2 separate regions of the Homo sapiens genome follow, and region 2 is linked to region 1. A link is a loop called in an ENCODE intact Hi-C map of the cell type or tissue named here. Cell type or tissue: sigmoid colon. All regions are shown on one strand. Each heading gives the region's core, and the rest is flanking DNA. Links, peaks and the distances in the headings are about the cores only. Region 1 overlaps EXOSC2 (exosome component 2). Region 2 overlaps LAMC3 (laminin subunit gamma 3).

What was found. A loop is a pair of places that touch in the nucleus more often than their neighbours do. Peaks named below come from ENCODE experiments on the same cell type or tissue, not always from the same donor. Only the 100,000 strongest peaks of a DNase experiment are listed, where the experiment ranks them.
Region 2: a loop joins it to region 1, with 11 times the contacts of the local background. A loop is called at or near these places in 79 of 110 quality-filtered maps.

Annotation. Positions count from the first base shown.
Region 1 is chr9:130,696,353-130,705,674 of GRCh38, forward strand. EXOSC2 (exosome component 2) reads left to right here. Exons shown (of 9, transcript NM_014285.7): 3 at 1,230-1,275; 4 at 1,810-1,899; 5 at 2,977-3,042; 6 at 4,515-4,583; 7 at 5,782-5,958; 8 at 6,701-6,829; 9 at 7,342-8,540. The coding sequence ends at 7,422. Among named protein-coding and RNA genes, the nearest start is that of EXOSC2, 7.2 kb to the left of the region's middle. RefSeq lists an enhancer at 2,871-2,980. In sigmoid colon, for the core only: a CTCF peak has its summit at 4,876 (motif pointing right); a DNase peak (open chromatin) is centred at 4,909; H3K27ac peaks cover 311 bases.
Region 2 is chr9:131,046,327-131,054,326 of GRCh38, forward strand. It overlaps LAMC3 (laminin subunit gamma 3), which reads left to right. Exons shown (of 28, transcript NM_006059.4): 9 at 2,694-2,804; 10 at 6,165-6,357; 11 at 6,524-6,639. Among named protein-coding and RNA genes, the nearest start is that of LAMC3, 41 kb to the left of the region's middle. RefSeq lists enhancers at 3,734-4,234, 5,345-6,544. In sigmoid colon, for the core only: CTCF peaks have their summits at 591 (motif pointing left) and 7,053; a DNase peak (open chromatin) is centred at 565.

The sequences.
Region 1 (9,322 bases), core at 624-8,623:
TAGCCAGAGTAAGCATTTTGGCTTCTACTTTGTGTAATCTGGGAAGCACTGGAAGGGGTGGAGCAGAGGAGGGACTTGATCTGGACTTAAGCTCACTCTGGCTGCTGATGGGAGATTGAAGGGGGATAGGGCAAGCTTAGGGAGGTGGATTAGGGACCATACTCATGATCTGAAGTGATGGTGGCTTCAACTAAGGTGGGAGCAGTGGAAGGTGGAGGAGTGATTGGAATCTACACAGATTTTATTTTCCGAGTGTTTTTTTAAAATCATGAAAAGCTGTTGGGTTTTGTATTCTTTGGGCTTTACTGTGCATAGGACCCCGTCAACTGTGAATAGAAATAAGTTTACTTCTTCCTTTCCAATTTGGATGCCTTTTATTTCCTGCATATGTTTTAAGGGTAGAGCCAACAGGTTTTGCTACTGGACTTGTCCTGGAGCGTGAGAGAGAGAGAGGAATCAAGGAACTCTCCGAGGTTTTTGGCCTGAGCAACTGAGGGGATGGAGTCACCGTTGACTGAGATGGGGACAACTCATCCCCTATCTCGGTTTGCTATGGAGGACTGGAGGGGGCTGCGGGAAAGCTTAGTTTTGTGCTTGATACATTTGAAAATGCCTGTTAGTCATCTAGATGGCAGAGTTGGGTAGCTAGCAGTTGAGTAGGATTTGGAATTCAGGAGAGTGGCACAGTCACAGCACAGAGTGGTGTTTTAAAGGTATTAGATTGAGTGGCCGAAAAGTGAAGAGGTCTAAGGACTTAGCCTCAGCACTGAGTACGTCTCATTAGAATCGCGGGTAAGGAACTAGCAAAGGGGCTTGAGAGGAGCAGGCAGTGAGTAAGTGGAGGAGACGTGAGCAGACTTGTGTGGTTGGAGTCCTGGCTCAGATTTCCTTTCTCTTCCTTTGGCTGGTGCAGAACTCATCCATGTGCCACAGGAAAATAGTCCGTGTTTTTCATTGTCGTGTAATCGAACAAAATAGGGTTTTTGGGCTAAATGAACTACTTGGAATGGTGATATGTCTAAGGATAGTTAATGGAGACTTTATACGTGGAGGAATGTTTGAAGTTAGCAGTTTCTGAAAGTAAGTCCAGACAATATAGTTACATGAATTTGCTGAATGTGGCGCCTGTTCCAGGCTTTCACCCTGTTGAACCGACATCTCAAATGGTGTGTGGTCTTGTCAGAAAGTCTGCTCACAGATGGATGAACCCCTTGTGTTTTGTCTTTCAGATACATTGGTGAAGTAGGAGACATCGTAGTGGGACGAATCACAGAGGTAACGTCGATATCAGATTGGTGTTTACAAAGTCGAGGCAGGCTGGCGATTTCATTCATGGGACAGTCATTCCACTTGTAGTTACATGAAAAAGGCATTCATTGCATTTGGCCGTTGTGTGGCTTCTGATGTAAATATGTGGCTTGTTCGATTTCAGATTACTGGTTCATGTTTTTTTTTTTTTGAGATGGAGTCTCGCTCTGTCGCCCAGGCTGGAGTGCAGTGGCATGATCTTGGCTCACTGCAACCTCCACCTCCCAGGTTCAAGCGATTCTCCTGCCTCAGCCTCCCAAGTAGCTGGGATTACAGGCACCCGCCACCACGCCCAGCTAATTTTTGTATTTTTAGTAGAGATGGGGTTTCATTATATTGGTCAGGCTGGTCTCAAACTCCTGACCTCAAGTGATCCACCAGCTTCGGCCTCCCAAAGTGCTGGGATTACAGGCGTGAGCCACCACATCTGGCCTTACTGGTTATTTATGATATGACACATGAACATGGAGCATGTGTCCAGGTGTGGAACTTGGCTTATAGGTTCAACAGAAGAGGTGGAAGGTGGAGACCAACTCCAGGCTGGATTCGGTCTTGCTGCTCTCGTCCATGAACCTTCCTGGAGGAGAGCTGGTAAGGGCTACAGCTGGGGCCATGGACTAGGGCCCAGTGGGCTGGGGGGAGCCGTGGGACCCTTTGTTCCACCAGAGGACTTTGATTTACACTGAGGTTGCCCCTTTGACTCCTGTTTGTCTGCTGTGAAGTTTGCTGCCTAGATGTGTATGTAGACTTTTCACCCTGTCCAGGTCTCCCGAAAGAGGGAGCAGTTGGCATATGGTAGGATCAGAAACATCCATGGGGTGGGATCCCAACAGAGAGTTGGGGAGAGAAGCCCTTAGATGCTGGTTGTTAACAGTTTTCCTTTTTGGATATAACAGCCTTGCATAGTGAAGATGTTCCTTGAAAAGTTGTCTTTACATTAGGTTTTTGTGAATTGAAAGGCATTTCATTCAACCATGTGTGGAATGTGGTTGCTGGCATTCCAGACAACCACAGTAACTAAGCCACAGCCTTTTGTAAAATGCCATGGTTCACCTTGATCTTCAGTCCAGCGTGTATTTACAGAGAGGCTTACTGTGCCAAGCTCTGTGCCGAGTGCCAAGCACGATTGAGTTCCCCAGCAGGGGATATAAGATAACTGACCTAGTCCCTGGCAGTAGAAGAATAAATAAGCTGTGGTTATACAAAAGGAAATTTCAGTGAGAGAAGCTTGTAGGAAAGACAGGCATTGGAGTTGATCCTGGAAGGATGGAGAGACTTTGAATGACTAGTTCAGGGAATCTGAGATAAAGGGAAATGTATGAGCAGAGATATATCCAAGCAGGAGTTAGTCTGGTCCTGCTGGACCACAGAGGGCTGTCATGGAAGATGACTATGGAAATGTTGGCTAGGTGAGATTGGGAGGGGTCTGAATGTTCCTCAGAGAAGGGAGGGAAAGAGGAAGAGGAGCTGTGGAAAAGTCTTTTGAGATGGAAAGTCGTGATTATCACTGATTCCCCTCAAGTGGCTTGGGTTACCTACTCTTGCTATAGTTCTCAGTGCTTGAATATTGTGGTTGGCCTCAAACATCTCAAAAGGAAGTGAAAGAGAAGTGATGGAGACCTTTCTGAGGATCTGGCTTAAGTAATGTCATTTCTTTGTGTATTTCAGAGGAGAAGATCTGCAGAAGATGAGCTTGCAATGAGAGGTTTCTTACAGGAAGGGGACCTTATCAGTGTATCCTGCGCTTTGCACTCCAGCCTCTTGATGCTTTTCTGTGGGACTGGGAAATGGGCCTTCCATTGTATGTCTCTGACGGAAGAACCATGTCATCCTTGCAGGGATCCGAGTCTTAGACCAAGTGTCGGGCTCTGCTGCATCCTTTCTCAGTCTCCTTAATTCAGGCTGACTCCCCAGCTCTTGTTGGGACCTGCTGCTAAGTCATTTCTTTGGGTCTTGTAACTTACGGTGGCCTGTGCTTTAGACTAGGCTTTTGTTAATGGTGTTAACTTTTAGCGCAGGGAGTGGAGAAGGTGTTGTTCACGTCAAGATATTAATGACAGGCCGAGTGTGGTGACTCATGCCTGTAATCCCAGCGCTTTGGAAGGCCAAGGAGGGAGGACTGCTTGAGCCTAAGAGTTCAAGACCAGCCTGGGCAACATAGCAAGACCCCCCTCTCTACAAAAAAATTAAAAAAGAATTAGCCGGGCGTGGTGGCACATGCCTGTAGTCCTAGCTACTCAGGAGGCTGGGGCCAGAGGGTTGCTTGAGCCCAGGAGCTCAAGGCTACAGTAAGCTATGATCACACCACTGCATTCCAGCTTGGGTGACAGAACAAGACTCTGTCTCTATTTTATGTTATTTTTTAAATTTTTCTTTTTTTTTAATGACGGAGTCTTGCTCTGTTGCCCAGACTGGAGTGCAGTGGCGCGATCTCGGCTCACTGCAACGTCCGCCTCTTGGATTCAAGCAATTCTGCCTTAGCCTCCCAAATAGCTAGGATTACCGGCGTGCGTCATGCCTGGCTAATTTTTGTATTTTTAGTAGAGACAGGTTTCACCATATTGGCCAGGCTGGTCTCAAACTCCTGACCTCAGGTGATCTGCCCACCTCGGCCTCCCAAAGTGCTGGGATTACGGGCATGAGCCACCATGCCTGGCCTCTGTCTTTATTTTATTTATTTATTTATTTATTTATTTATTTATTTATTTATTTTTTTGAGACGGAGTTTCACTCTTGTTGCCCAGGCTGGAGTGCAATGGTGGGATCTCGGCTCACTGCAACCTCTGCCTCCCGGGTTCAAGCGATTCTCCTGCCTCAGCCTCCTGAGTAGCTGGGATTACAGGCATGCGCCACTATGCCCGACTAATTTTGTACTTTTAGTAGAGACGGGGTTTCTCCATGTTGGTCAGGCTGGTCTAGAACTCCTGACCTCAGGTGATCGACCTGCCTCAGCCTCCCAAAGTGCTGGGATTACAGGTGTGAGCCACCGCACCTGGCCTTCTGTCTGTATTTTTAAAAAAAAGATATTCATGACAACCAAGGGGAGAGGTAAGGTCACAGTGATGTGCTCTGGGTCAAAGATTGTTGAGCCTGGACCATTGGAGAGGGGAGGAAAAGATGGAGGTGTGGGGTCAAGGGGAGAGGCTGCAGAGGACAGGACAGTGTGTGGCCAAGGCTGCTGTTTGTTCCTTCATCACCCTGGCCAGGCTGAGGTCCAGGCAGTGTTCTCTGACGGAGCTGTCTCTTTGCACACGAGGAGCCTGAAATATGGAAAAGTAAGTCGGGCTCTTGATGTTCCTGTTTGCTGACTGAGACTACAAGGCTATTTTTGAATCCCCATAGCTCTCTGGAATTCTGGCCTAAAGAACCCCAGTAGCTAAGCATTAATAGAGGCTGGCATCCCACAAACTGATCGTGTTCCTTAAACGTAACATCAGGACGGTCAGGGTTCACAGGGTCATGGGTCAGTAGCCTTGTAAAGAACAAGTTTTATCCTTTTTCTCCAAGGAGACTGACTTTCACCAGAAGAGCCCCTCCAACTGTGGGCTGGGAGGTGCAGCTGTCTCTCTTCCTCCAGGGGGCGCTGCAGCTCAGCACTGGGGCTGAGGCTGTCCTGGGAACAAAGGCAGGCTGGGTCTGGTTAAACAGCCCTTAGACAAACGTCCAATCAGTCCAGTGGATGTTATTGCTGGCAAAGCTTGCTCTGTCATCTGAGCCTCTAAATGGAATTTCACTGCTTTTCTTGTACGAGGTTGCATTATTGAAGCTATTTACTATTTTAAGGAGAGCATACTTCCTAAAACAAATTAGGATTTACTAGTCTCTTAGCTTTATCTGGGTGAACGTTTTTATTTTCTGAGTGGAACAAAAACCTCTTCCCTTAATGGAGTGGCTGCAGACAGCCACGTTGATGTACATGGAGTAGGCAGAGGACTGCTGCAGTATGCTGACTTTCACAACCCTGGGTCCTGCGGACTCTTCCTTGGCAGGACGTGGACTTGAGCTGTCCTGCCAGGACCAGACATGGATTTGCACCCAGCTCCACCCATCTCCTTACCTACCCAGAGGCACACATCTCACAGGCAAGATGAGTGTTTGGGGTTCAGGTATGAGCTAGGGTCATGGAACAACGCAGTGCTCCTGGGCCAGCAGGAGGCTCCAGCTCACTTCCTCATTGGCTTCAGCTTCTCTAATGTCTGGCACATGAGTTCTGGCTTAGAGTGCAAGGAAGACTGCAAAGGGAAATGACAGAGAAGAGTATTGAAGGTCACCTTCTGCTGGGATGTATGAATAGCCTCTGAGTCCCAAAGCGTTCTCTGCAAAAATGTGTACTATGTGTATGCATGTAGGCGACAGCAATTATAAACAGGAAGGACACCAATTTGAATATACTTAGGATGTATATTCTGTAGTCTCCTTTTCATTCATCCCGCCAATCTTGCAGTGACCTAGCTTCGTGATATATTTCTTTAGCTAGGTCAGGGGGTTTTGGTCCAGGTTTCCCCCTCCCTGGTGAAACGGCAGAAGACCCACTTTCATGATTTGCCATGTGGTGCCTCAGTGATTCTCGGTAACAACGGCTTCATCTGGATTTACCCAACACCTGAGCACAAAGAAGAGGAAGCAGGGGGCTTCATTGCAAACCTGGAGGTGAGCAAACACTGTGGCCATTTTCAGTGGGATGGAGGGGGCTCAGTCTTTGCTGTGTTTTTGTGGCCAGTGAAGTTGGTTGTTTTTAGCTATGTTACTGGTGTAGGCTGAGTCACTTTGACTTTCCATCACGGTATGTTCATGAAGCCCATATTATCTTCTCTTCTAAGGAGATGAATTCAGTGAATGGTTTGGTGTTTGTTGGTGGAGGTGGCAAAGTTGCAGGGTAATAGCCGAAGAGCCAGTGAAGAAGCCATTCTTTTTCTGTTTTTTTGTTTGTTTGTTTTGTTTTGTTTTGTTTTGAGACGGAGTCTTGCTCTGTCGCCCAGGCTGGAGTGCAGTGGTGCCATCTCGGCTCACTGCAAGCTCCACCTCCTGGGTTCAAGTGATTCTCCTGCCTCAGCCTCCTGAGTAGCTGGGATTACAGGTGTGCCCCACCATGCTCTGCTAATTTATCTATTTTTAGTAGAGATGGGGTTTCACCATGTTGGTCAGGCTGGTCTTGAATTCCTGACCTTGTGATCCACCCGCCTCGGCCTCCCAAAGTGCTGGGATTACAGACATGAGACACTGCACCCTGCCCCATTCCTTTTAATCTCCCTTGGAATTAGCTGTTTGGTTGATTTGGAGTTCCAGGGTGATACTGTCTGAGTCATAAATGATTTATTTGTGAATTTCTGTGGCTGGTCACGTATTTTGGTCCTGTTTGTATTTCCCTTCCCCTCTCTGTGTCTCCTTATAGCCTGTCTCTCTTGCTGATCGAGAGGTGATATCCCGGCTTCGGAACTGCATCATCTCGCTGGTAACTCAGAGGATGATGCTGTATGATACCAGCATCCTGTACTGCTATGAAGCATCCCTTCCACATCAGGTACTCTCCCCAGGGCCTCTCCCTTCTTCACTGATCTGTGAGCTGCTCTGTTGTTTGTTCAGAGACAATATGCACATCTCCCCAATACTTTCCCAACATCCGTCAGTATGAACTGGCCTGAAACAGCCTTAATGAGTGTCTGGTAGATCTTTCCCTAAGAAACTTGCAATATTCTCAATGCCTAGTGTCAGTCTAAGGATTTTGGGGCAGGAGGTGTCAGGTGGGACTAGTTTATGAGAGCAACCTCTGGACTACATCTTACCTCTCCCAAATTTCAGCCAGCTTTTGGATGAATGTCAGAATAATATCTTTGTTCTTGTCGACTATATCCCAGAGCATCTTGCTGATTTATTAGGCTGCTTCTAGCAGATCATATCTTGTAACGCTTAGTCTCTGAGACATGAAAGGAATACAGAAAGTTTATGTTAACGGCTTGATTTATGTTTGGATTGGCTTGGTGGTCTGTTTATGGTTGGTTTCTTTTCTGAACAAATGCCTTTTCCCTTTTTCAGATCAAAGACATCTTAAAGCCAGAAATAATGGAGGAGATTGTGATGGAAACACGCCAGAGGCTTTTGGAACAGGAGGGATAAGGAGGTGCTCCAGAAGCACGGGACTGTGGACCTTGCAGGAGTGAAGACTGTGATGTGTGGTCCCCATATGTGGCTCAGCAAAGACTCGAGAGATCATCCCTTTGTCTGCATTGACGGCCCTGTGACGGCCTCCAGCCCACAGGCCTGCTTTCTCCTGTCCTAACACCAAGCCTGGGTGGCAGATGAACAGTGCTTCCTTGGGTTGCCAGCTGAGTCCCGGTATTAGGGAATAGTTTCAGCTCTTTCAAAGTGCACAGTGTTACAGTCGAATGGGCTCCCATCCTGGAATAATATGGAGAATCCTTTGTCTTCCACTCACTGTCATTCACAAGGCACAGTGCCCCATGAAATTGCCCCAATAGAAAACATGGCATCCCTGACCTCCAAATGGTCTGTTTTGGCCTCCATTCCTATATCCTTTAAATGACTGAGAATGCAGCTGGTAAAGTTGGAAGAATAAAGTTAACCAAGCAGGCCAGGCACGGTGGCTCACGCCTATAATCCCAGCACTTAGGGAGGCCAAGGCGGGCAGATCACCTGAGGTCAATAGTTCGAGACCAGCCTGGCCAACAAGGTGAAACCCCATCTCTACTAAAAATACAAAAAATTAGCCAGGTGTGGTGGTGTGCACCTGTAGTCCCAGCTATTTGGGAGGCTGAGGTGGGAGAATCACTTGAACCTGGGAGGCGGAGGTTGCAGTGAGCTGAAATCGCGTACCACACTCCAGCCTGGGTGACAGAGCGAGACTGTGTTTCAAAGAAAAAAAAAAACAAGCAGCCTTTTGCTTGGTTGGAATCTGATTTTCTGTTGCGTGTTCCTTGTAGCCATAGATGTGATTATGTCCACACCGGGCTGCCTTAATCTGTCCTGCTTGGAGAGTGACTTGTAAGATGCTGAATTATTCATGATAATACAGTGAATGTTCTGGGTCCATGTACTCAGATAAACATGAAGAAAATAAGCAAAGAAAAATGGAGACTGGGAAAGCAAAGCTGTTTTCATCCTATAATTGAAGTAGTGTGGAGCATTAACTTGTGGATGATTCAGAGTTAAAAGATAAAAAGACGCCAGAGTTCTCGCTGAAGAATGTGAGAATTCCTGTGCATTGTTTTTTCTGATGACTATCTAAAAATGGTGCCCTGATGTAGGTTTGGGGGAACATTCTTAAAAACAAGGGTGCTATGTGCCTGTAATCCAGCACTTTGGGAAGCTGAGTGGGCAGATCACCTGAGGTCAGGAGTTCAAGACCAGCCCGGCCAATACAGTGAAACCTCGTCTTTACCAAAAATACAAAAATTAGCCGGGTGTGGTGGCACAAGCCTGTATGTAGTCAGCTACTCAGGAGGCTGAGGCATGAGAATCGCTTGAATTCGGGAGGCGGAGTTGCAGTGAGCTGAGATCGCACCATTGCACTTCAGCCTAGGTGACACAGTGAGACTGTCTCGAAAGAAAGGAAAAGAAAAGGCGGCCGGACGTGGTGGCTCATGCCTGTAATCCCAGCACTTTGGGAGGCTGAGGTGGGTGGATCACAAGGTCAGATCGAGACCATCCTGGCTAACATGGTGAAACCCCGTCTCCACTAAAAATACAGAAAAAACAAACCATAGCCTGGCATGGTGGCTGGCACCTGTAGCTCTACTACTTGGGAGGCTGAGGCAGGAAAATGACGTGAACCCGGGAGGTGGAGCTTGCAGTGAGCTGAGATCGTGCCACTGCATTCCAGCCTGGGTGACAGAGTGAGACTGTCTCAAAAAAAAAAAAAAAAGGGACACTATATGCAAGCGCTGTCTTCACATATGTGGCAAACTTGTTTGTTTGTTTTTGAGACAGAGTGTCGCTGTGTCGCTAGGCTGGAGTGCAGTGGCTCGATCTCGGCTCACTGCAACCTCCACCTCCTGGG
Region 2 (8,000 bases), core at 1-8,000, 350 kb after region 1:
TGAGTAGCTAGGACCACAGGTGTGCACCACCGTGCCCGGCTAATTTTTATATTTTTTTCTAAAGACAGGGTTTTGCCATGTCTTTAGACCCAGGCTGGTCTCAATCTCCTGGGCTCAAGTAGTCTGCCCACCTCCGCCTCCCAAAATGCTGGGACTACAGGCGTGCACCACCATGCCGAGCTAATTTTTGTATTTTTTTTTTTTTTTTTTTTTTTTTTGTACAGACGGGGTCTTACCATGTTGCCCAGGCTGGTCTAGAACTCCTGAGCTCAGGCAATCCCGCCCACCTCGGCTTCCCAAAGTGCTGGGATTATGAGTGTCCGCGCCCAGCTGTTTTGCCCTTAACCGCTGTGGTGGCCTATACCGTGGTCCCTGACTCCAGGTGGCACAGCCGCATATTTAAAGAGGAAAGCAGCAGAGCTCGGAGCTCTGCATTAAACCAGAGGCTGCGTGGGCCCCAGCGATGTCCCACGGAGCGCCCCGCACCTTCCGCCTGTCCCCAGGAAGGAGCGAGGCATCAGCTGAAACAGAAGAACCTCAGGGCCGACGCTGGGGCGGCCCCAGACATGAGGGCCGCGCGCCCTCTGCTGGAAGCCGCGCAGAAAGCAGGACCGAGAGATGCGCGGACCGGCGCCGCGTGTCTGGGTCCTGGGTCCGGGGGTCTAGGGTGTCAGCGTTGGGCAGGACTCATTTTCTAGACCCTAAGAACAGTGTCATGATCTGTTCTCACATTGGGCCAGGCACTGGGTGTGGCCGGCCCTTCAGGGGTGTCATCTCATTTTGTCTCACAGTTGCCCTTGCGCAGGAGTTCTCAAAACTTTTTGGTCTCTGAATTCCTCTTTTTTTTTTTTTTTTTAAGACGGAGTCTCACTGTGTTGCCCAGGCTGGAGTGCAATGGCGTGATCTCAGCTCTCTGCAACCTCCGCCTCCCAGGTTCAAGTGATTTTCCTGCCTCAGCCTCCTGTGTAGCTGGGACTGCAGGCACCCACCACCACGCCCAGCTTATTTTTGTATTTTTAGTACAGGTCGGGGGTTTCACCATGTTGGTCAGGCTGGTCTTGAACTCCTGACCTCAACTGATCCACCCTCCTCAGCCTCCCAGAGTGCTGGGATTACAGGTGTGAGCCACCGCACCCGGCCTCTGGATCCCTTTATGCTCTTGAAAATTATTGAGAACCCCAAAGTGCTTTTGTTTATGTGGGTGGTTTGTATGGATATTTGCTGTCTTAGAAATGGAAACTGTGGCTGGGCGCAGTGGCTCACGCCTGTAATCCCAGCACTCTGGGAGGCCGGGGTGGGGGTGGGGGGAGCGGATCACCTGAGGTCAAGAGTTCGAGACCAGCCTGGCCAACATGACGAAACCCCGTCTCTGCTAAAAATACAAAAATTAGCCAGGCGTGGTGGCCAGCTCCTGTAATCCCAGCTACTCGGGAGGCTGAGGCAGGAGAATCGCTTGAACCTGGGAGGCAGAGGTTGCAGTGAGCCGAGATCGCGCCACTGCACTCCAGCCTGAGTGACAGGGTGAGACTCTGTCTCAAAAAAAAAGAAAACAAGTAGTTTTTAAATTTTTATTATTTTTATTTATTTTTATTTTATTTTTTTAGCAGAGACGGGGTTTGCCATGTTGACCAGGATGGTCTTGATCTCTTGACCTCATGATCCATCTGCCTCGGCCTCCCAGAGCGCTAGGATTATAGGTGTGAGCCACCACACCCAGCTGATTTTTTTTTTTTTTTTTTTTTTTTTTTGAGTCAGAGTCTTGCTCTGTCACCCAGGCTGGAGTGCAGTGGCACAATCTCAGCTCGCTGCAACCTCCGCCTCTCGGGTTCAGGCGATTCTCCTGCCTCAGCCTCCTGAGTAGCTCAGATTATAGGCAGCTGCTACCATGCCTGGCTAATTTCTGTATTTTTAGCAGAGATGGGGTTTCGCCATGTTGGCCAGGCTGGTCTCGAACTTCTGACCTCAGATGATCCACCCACCTCGGCCTCTCAGAGTGCTGGGATTACAGGCATGAGCCACTGTGCCTGGCCTTCTAGTTCCTTCTAAATGCCTGTCTGCAAACTTCTCTTCATGTTGACATCTTCCTTTCTCTGACCTCTTTCCCCACTCCGTTCCTTCCTTCTTACCCCTTGGCTGCCCCAGGTATTTGGCCTCTGCCTCATTGCCCGCTACCCCCTGGAGAGGCACCTCCTTAAGGTCACTCGCTGTGTGCTGGGCTGTGCTCCGTGTTAACTGCTGTGGCCAGAGGGAGGAGGCACTGAACTGGCACTGGGGACCAGAAGGCCTGGGCTCCCGTCGTGGCTGGGCCCCTTCCTAACCAGGTGGCCTCCTTGCCTGAGGTGCTGTTAATGACATGGGCCACTGGAAGGACAGGGTTCATGAGGTCACAGGTGAGAAAGTTCTCTGAGAACCTGAAGATGAGGTCAAGTCTGGTACTATTAGAGATGGCCCTGATGTCCCAGGGCCCCCATGTGGGGGTCTTCAGGCTGTCTTCATGCTGAGCTCAAAACCCCACTGAAAGGGCAGGGCAGGCTTCCAGGTCTGACCATGCCCCCAAGCAGATCCGGGTCCCTGAGCTTTCTAGCTTCTCCTGGGGCTCCCTCCTACCCCAGGGCCCCCACCTGGGGCTGGCACCTGGAGACCACCCTCCGGGGCCTCACACTGATCGGGGGGTGTCTGTGTTTGCTGTCTAGGAGCCGAAGGCTGGTGGGCCAGAAGTGTGGGGGGCTCTGAGCACCCCCCACAATGGAGCCCAAATGGGGTCCTCCTGAGCCCAGAAGACGAGGAGGAGCTCACAGCACCAGGTACCTCCAGCACCAGGTGGGGGCTGGCCGCCCTGTGTCGGTTCCTCCTGCTGCTAAACAACTTGCCGCATATTAGAGGCTGAAAACAATGCCAGTTTATTCTCTTAGAGTTCTGGAGAAGTCAGAAATAGGTCTCTCGGAGCTAACATCAAGGTGTCAGCAGGGCTGAGTTCCTTCTGGAGGCCCATGGGAAAGTCCCTTCCTTGCCTTTCCCAGCCTCTAGAAGCCGCCTGCATTCCTGGGCTCATGGCCTCTTCCTCCATCTTCAAAGCAGCTGAGTTTTTCTCACGCCCCATCACTGGCACCAACTCCCCTGCCTCCCTCTTGTGTATTTGCCATTAATCTCTAATGATTGATGGGGCCCAGCTGGATAACCCAAGAGGCTCTTCCTACCTCAGGTCAGCTGATTAACAACCTTAATGTCCCCTGCCACAGAACACACCATATTTATGGATTCCAGGGATTAGAATGTGGATGCCTTGGGAAGGCTGTTATTCTGCCATCAGACCACCGTATCTGATGAAACCCCCGTTTTTCTGGTCATAGCTTTGTCATGGAGGGCTTCTTCAGTGCCACAGGGCCATAGCCACTGTCATGGCCCAGAGAATCTGTGTTTCCCATCAGCCCCTCACCCGCCAGGCCACTGCACCCTAAGCCCAGGGCCATGGCATTCTTGCAAAAGGAAGGAGGTTCTTGATCATTCTGACCTCTCCACCCCACAGTGAGGGGAACTGTGGTCTCCTGGCGACTGTCTCAGCCCCAGAACCCAGAGCCTAGAGCCCATCTTTAGCCCCACTGTGGCTGATTCAGGACCTGCCAGCACCCCCGACCAGCTCTGCCCTTTCCCTCCCTCCCTCTGCCAGAGAGGCCGGGGAGATGATGTCACAGGTGGCTGAGGAGCCGTGTGCCCTGCAGCCAGGAAGTCAAAGGCGTCGGGCCCCTCGTGGGGCAGGCGCTCCAAGCTCAGAGGCCCATGAGCAAAAAACTCACTCTGTTCCATGGCCACTCTGCTGGCATATGTAAGAAAAGGGGCTTATTCCTGAAAGAAGCGCTTGCTGGGTGTTGGGCACACTGCAGGGGTGAGATGGATGGACGGCCTGTCCTCATGGTGCTCTCAGGCCGGCCCGCTCCCGGGGCACCCTGAGCAGCTGGAGGTGAGGGCATGGCAGGGGAGCCAGGCTTCTGCCTGTTGCTTACGGTGGGGACACAGAAACAAACGTCTGGGCTGGCTGGTGACAGCATCAGAGGGAATGAACACATCGACCCTCTGGCCAGCATGTCCACCTTCTGTATTCTGCCTACGAGCACTCAGTGGGGCAAAGAGCAGGAGCTGAGGGAAGATAAGTATTTAGGCCGAGCGCAATGGCTCACACCTGTAATCCCAGCACTTTGGGAGGCTGAGGTTGGGGGGGATCTTCTGAGGTCAGGAGTTCAAGACCAGCCTGACCAATATGGTGAAACCTCGTCTCTACTAAAAGTACAAAAAAGTTAGCCAGACGTGGTGGTGCATGTCTGTCATCCCAGCTACTCAGGAGGCTGAGACAGGAGAATTGCTTGAACCTGGGAGATGGAGGTTGCAGTGAGCCAGGATTGCACCACTACACTCCAGCCTGGGCGACAGAGTGAGACTCCATCTCCAAAAAAAGGAAAAAAAAAAAAAGAGTATTTAATGGTGCAAGCTTGGGGCAGTCCCAGGAGGGGCTGGGTAGCCTGTTGGTGGACTGTGATGCGGCCGGTTGTGGAACAGTGTGTGAAACCATCTCACGTGTAGAACGTGAGTAGCAAAGGATGGGAGGGGAGCATTGCGCTCGTGCTGGTGATTGATTCTGGAGGCCGAATCGGAGTGCAGCCGGGGCATGTGGCCACCAGCTCCCGGGGCTCCCCGCTTCAGGCCGCTTCTGCACAGGTAAGAAATTCCCCCAGCCAGGAAACGCTCTGGGGCAGAGGGACACAGGGACTTTCAGTGTTTCGGGAGCTGTCCACCAAAGCTGTGGCGGGGCGCGCTACAGAATTTGAGGGATGCACTGCAGAATTAAAATCCCACCCCCCCAGTTCCCAAATAGGGGGAAGTACTATTAAAGGTACTAAAATATAAACACTTTTTTTCCCCTGCAGTTTTGCCCTTTATTTGTCATGGTGTTTTTTGGTTTGCTATTTGATGCCATTCTAGGTAAAGGAAAATTTTAAGTTATTAGCATGAAACATATAAAGTTATTAGCATGAATTTTACCATTCTTTTTTTTTTTTTTTTTGAGACGGAGTCTTGCTCTGTTGCCAAGGCTGGAGTGCATTGGCGTGGTCTTGGCTCACTGCAACCTCTGCCTTCTGGGTTCAAGCAATTCCCTGCCTCAGCCTCCTGAGTAGCTGGGATTACAGGCACCCACCACCATGCCCGGCTAATTTTTTGTATTTTTACTAGAGATGGGGTTTCACCATCTTGGCCAGGCTGGTCTTGAACTCCTGACCTTGTGATCCACTCGCCTCAGCCTCCAAAAGTGCTGGGATTACAGGCGTGAGCCACAATGCCAGGCTGCGTATTTTGTTCTTACGAGGACAGTGGAAATACTGCACACAACAAGCCCAGCCACTTTTATTTCACTCCTTGACACACGCATGTTCCACCAACATGGCACACCTCTGTGGCTTTCTCACGGGTAAGGGAAAGACCACTGGGAAAGGAGGAGGGAGGGTACTGGGAAAGGAGGAGGGAGGGTGGCCTGTGTCCTTTCCTCCTGGGTCACGAACTTCTGAAGAAATGATGGGCTGATGCAGTGAAATGACATGAGTCAGAAGGTACCGCACAGCGCTTGGTGGTTCGTGTCTCAGAAAACTAGTGCCTTCTTTCCGAGTTCAGGGCAAGTTCTGATTGGAAGGGAAAGCATGGCCCGGGGCCCAGAGCACCTCTGCTCACTCAGCCAGCTCACTTACCTTGCTGTCACCTGGAGGTCCCGCTAAACTCCTGCTGCTGGGTGTTCCCTAGGAATTTCGTGCTCATGGGCATCGTGAATGCTACACATGAGCAGACGGCAGCCTCTCTGGTCACACGTGTGTGTATCCCCTCCGTTCACCCTCGGACTCCGTGTTCCATCGGACGTCACTTCTAAAACCCAAGTTCAAAGATAAAATTATTAAGAATGTGAAGATGGTCACAGCAGAGCATGAAGCCAAGTGTGGGGGCGTGTGTGACTGCAGAGGTGTGGGTGGGCCCCCTGCAGGGTCTGCTGTGCAGGAAGCTTTTGATTTTCTACCCACTGCACTTTTATCTTTTTTGAATGTTTAGTTGCCGATAAAATCAACATAGACATTTAAAATCAAGCTAACCATATGAAGACTGTCAAAGCCTTCTTCTCTTGTCTTCAGAGAAGTTCCTGGGAGACCAGCGGTTCAGCTATGGGCAGCCCCTCATACTGACCTTCCGGGTGCCCCCCGGGGACTCCCCACTCCCTGTACAGCTGAGGCTGGAAGGGACAGGCTTGGCCCTGTCCCTGAGGCACTCTAGCCTGTCTGGCCCCCAGGATGCCGGGCATCCCAGGGAGGTAGAGCTCAGGTTCCAGTAAGTATCCCCTTCTGTCCTGAGAGATGGGGAGGTGAGAGGGGTGGTCTCTGAGGTCCGGGCACATTTCAGATGCCCCTGTAGTCTGGGGGGCTACCCCCCATCCCCAGGCATGGTACCCCCCCACCCTATGTCGGGATCTCACTTTGACCGCTTCTCTCGCCAGCCTGCAGGAGACCTCCGAGGACGTGGCCCCTCCACTGCCCCCCTTCCACTTCCAGCGGCTCCTCGCCAACCTGACCAGCCTCCGCCTCCGCGTCAGTCCCGGCCCCAGCCCTGCCGGTCAGTAAAGACAACCACATGCCCAAGACCCGAGTGCTTGCCAGGTCTCAGAACTGGGCTGGGCTCCGGCGGTCACAGTCTTGTCAGGGCCTTGCGGCCGGGTGGTTATTGTCCTGTTTTGCCAAGAAGGAACCTTAGTCAAAAGTCAGGACAGTTGCCAGAGGCCATATAACCTGTGAAGGCAATGGGGATGGTGGCTGAGGTCAGATGCAGGGAATGGACAGGAGAGAGGCCTGAAGGATGGGCCTCAGAGGCAGGTGTGCGGCCAGCAAGCCACCCAGACCCGCTGGGTGTGCTCACTCCACCTTCACTGGATCCACCAAGCCCCCTGTCCCCGCTGGACACAGCCCACAGCCGGCAGTCCAGGAGTCCCCTGGCAGAGTGACTCCCCTGCTGGTCACTGGCGGTATTGTACCTAAGCCACCCTAGGAGGGTCTGGTCTTCCCAAAGAGGGGGCCAAGCCATCACACATCATTGATGGGGGTCTGTCACCACCTCCCACCCTGGTCACAGTGATTGACAGCCTTAGCCTCTGATCTGTTCCTCATTAGAACCTCTACCCACACGCTATTTTAAAAATCAATATAGGTCGGGCGCAGAAGCTCACGCCTGTAATCCCAGCACTTTGGGAGGCCAAGGCGAGTGGATCATGAAGTCGGGAGTTTGAGACCAGCCTGGCCAAGATGGTGAAACCCCACCTCTACTAAAAATACAAAAATTAGCTGGGCGTGGTGGCACACACCTGTAATCCCAGCTACTTGGGAGGCTGAGGCAGGAGAATCGCTTGAACCCAGGAGGCGGAGGTTGTAGTGAGCCAAGATTGCGCCACTGCACTCCAGACTGGGCGACAGAGCCAGACTCCATCTCAAAACAACAACAGCAACAATAACAAAAAACAGTCTGGTGGGGTGGTCTGCACCTGTAATTCCAGCTACTCAGGAGACTAAGACTGGAGGATCGCTTGAGCCCAGGAGGTTGAGACTGTAGTGACTGTGCCACTGCACTCCAGCCTGGGTGACAAAGCGAGACCTTGTCTCTAAAAAAAAAAAAACAAAACAAAAAACAAAACCCCTAGTGTATGTGTGTAAAATGAAGCTGAGCTCTAGGCTCAGATGTTTACAAAGGGGTTTTTCTACCCTTCCAGCACCACGCAGGACATTTGAAAGTCATGTGGGGAGTTTCTGGGAATGTCAATTTCTGGGAACTTTAGGCCTCTTCATCCACATGACAACCAACATGTCCTCAGATTTGCTTCCAGGGGAGGGAGATTTTGCTCTTTTTGAGGACCTCTGGCTCAGAGGGTCAGTCTTCCCCTGGGCCTCTTTTGAGTCCAAGGGTGCTGGGATGCCCTGGAGAAGCAG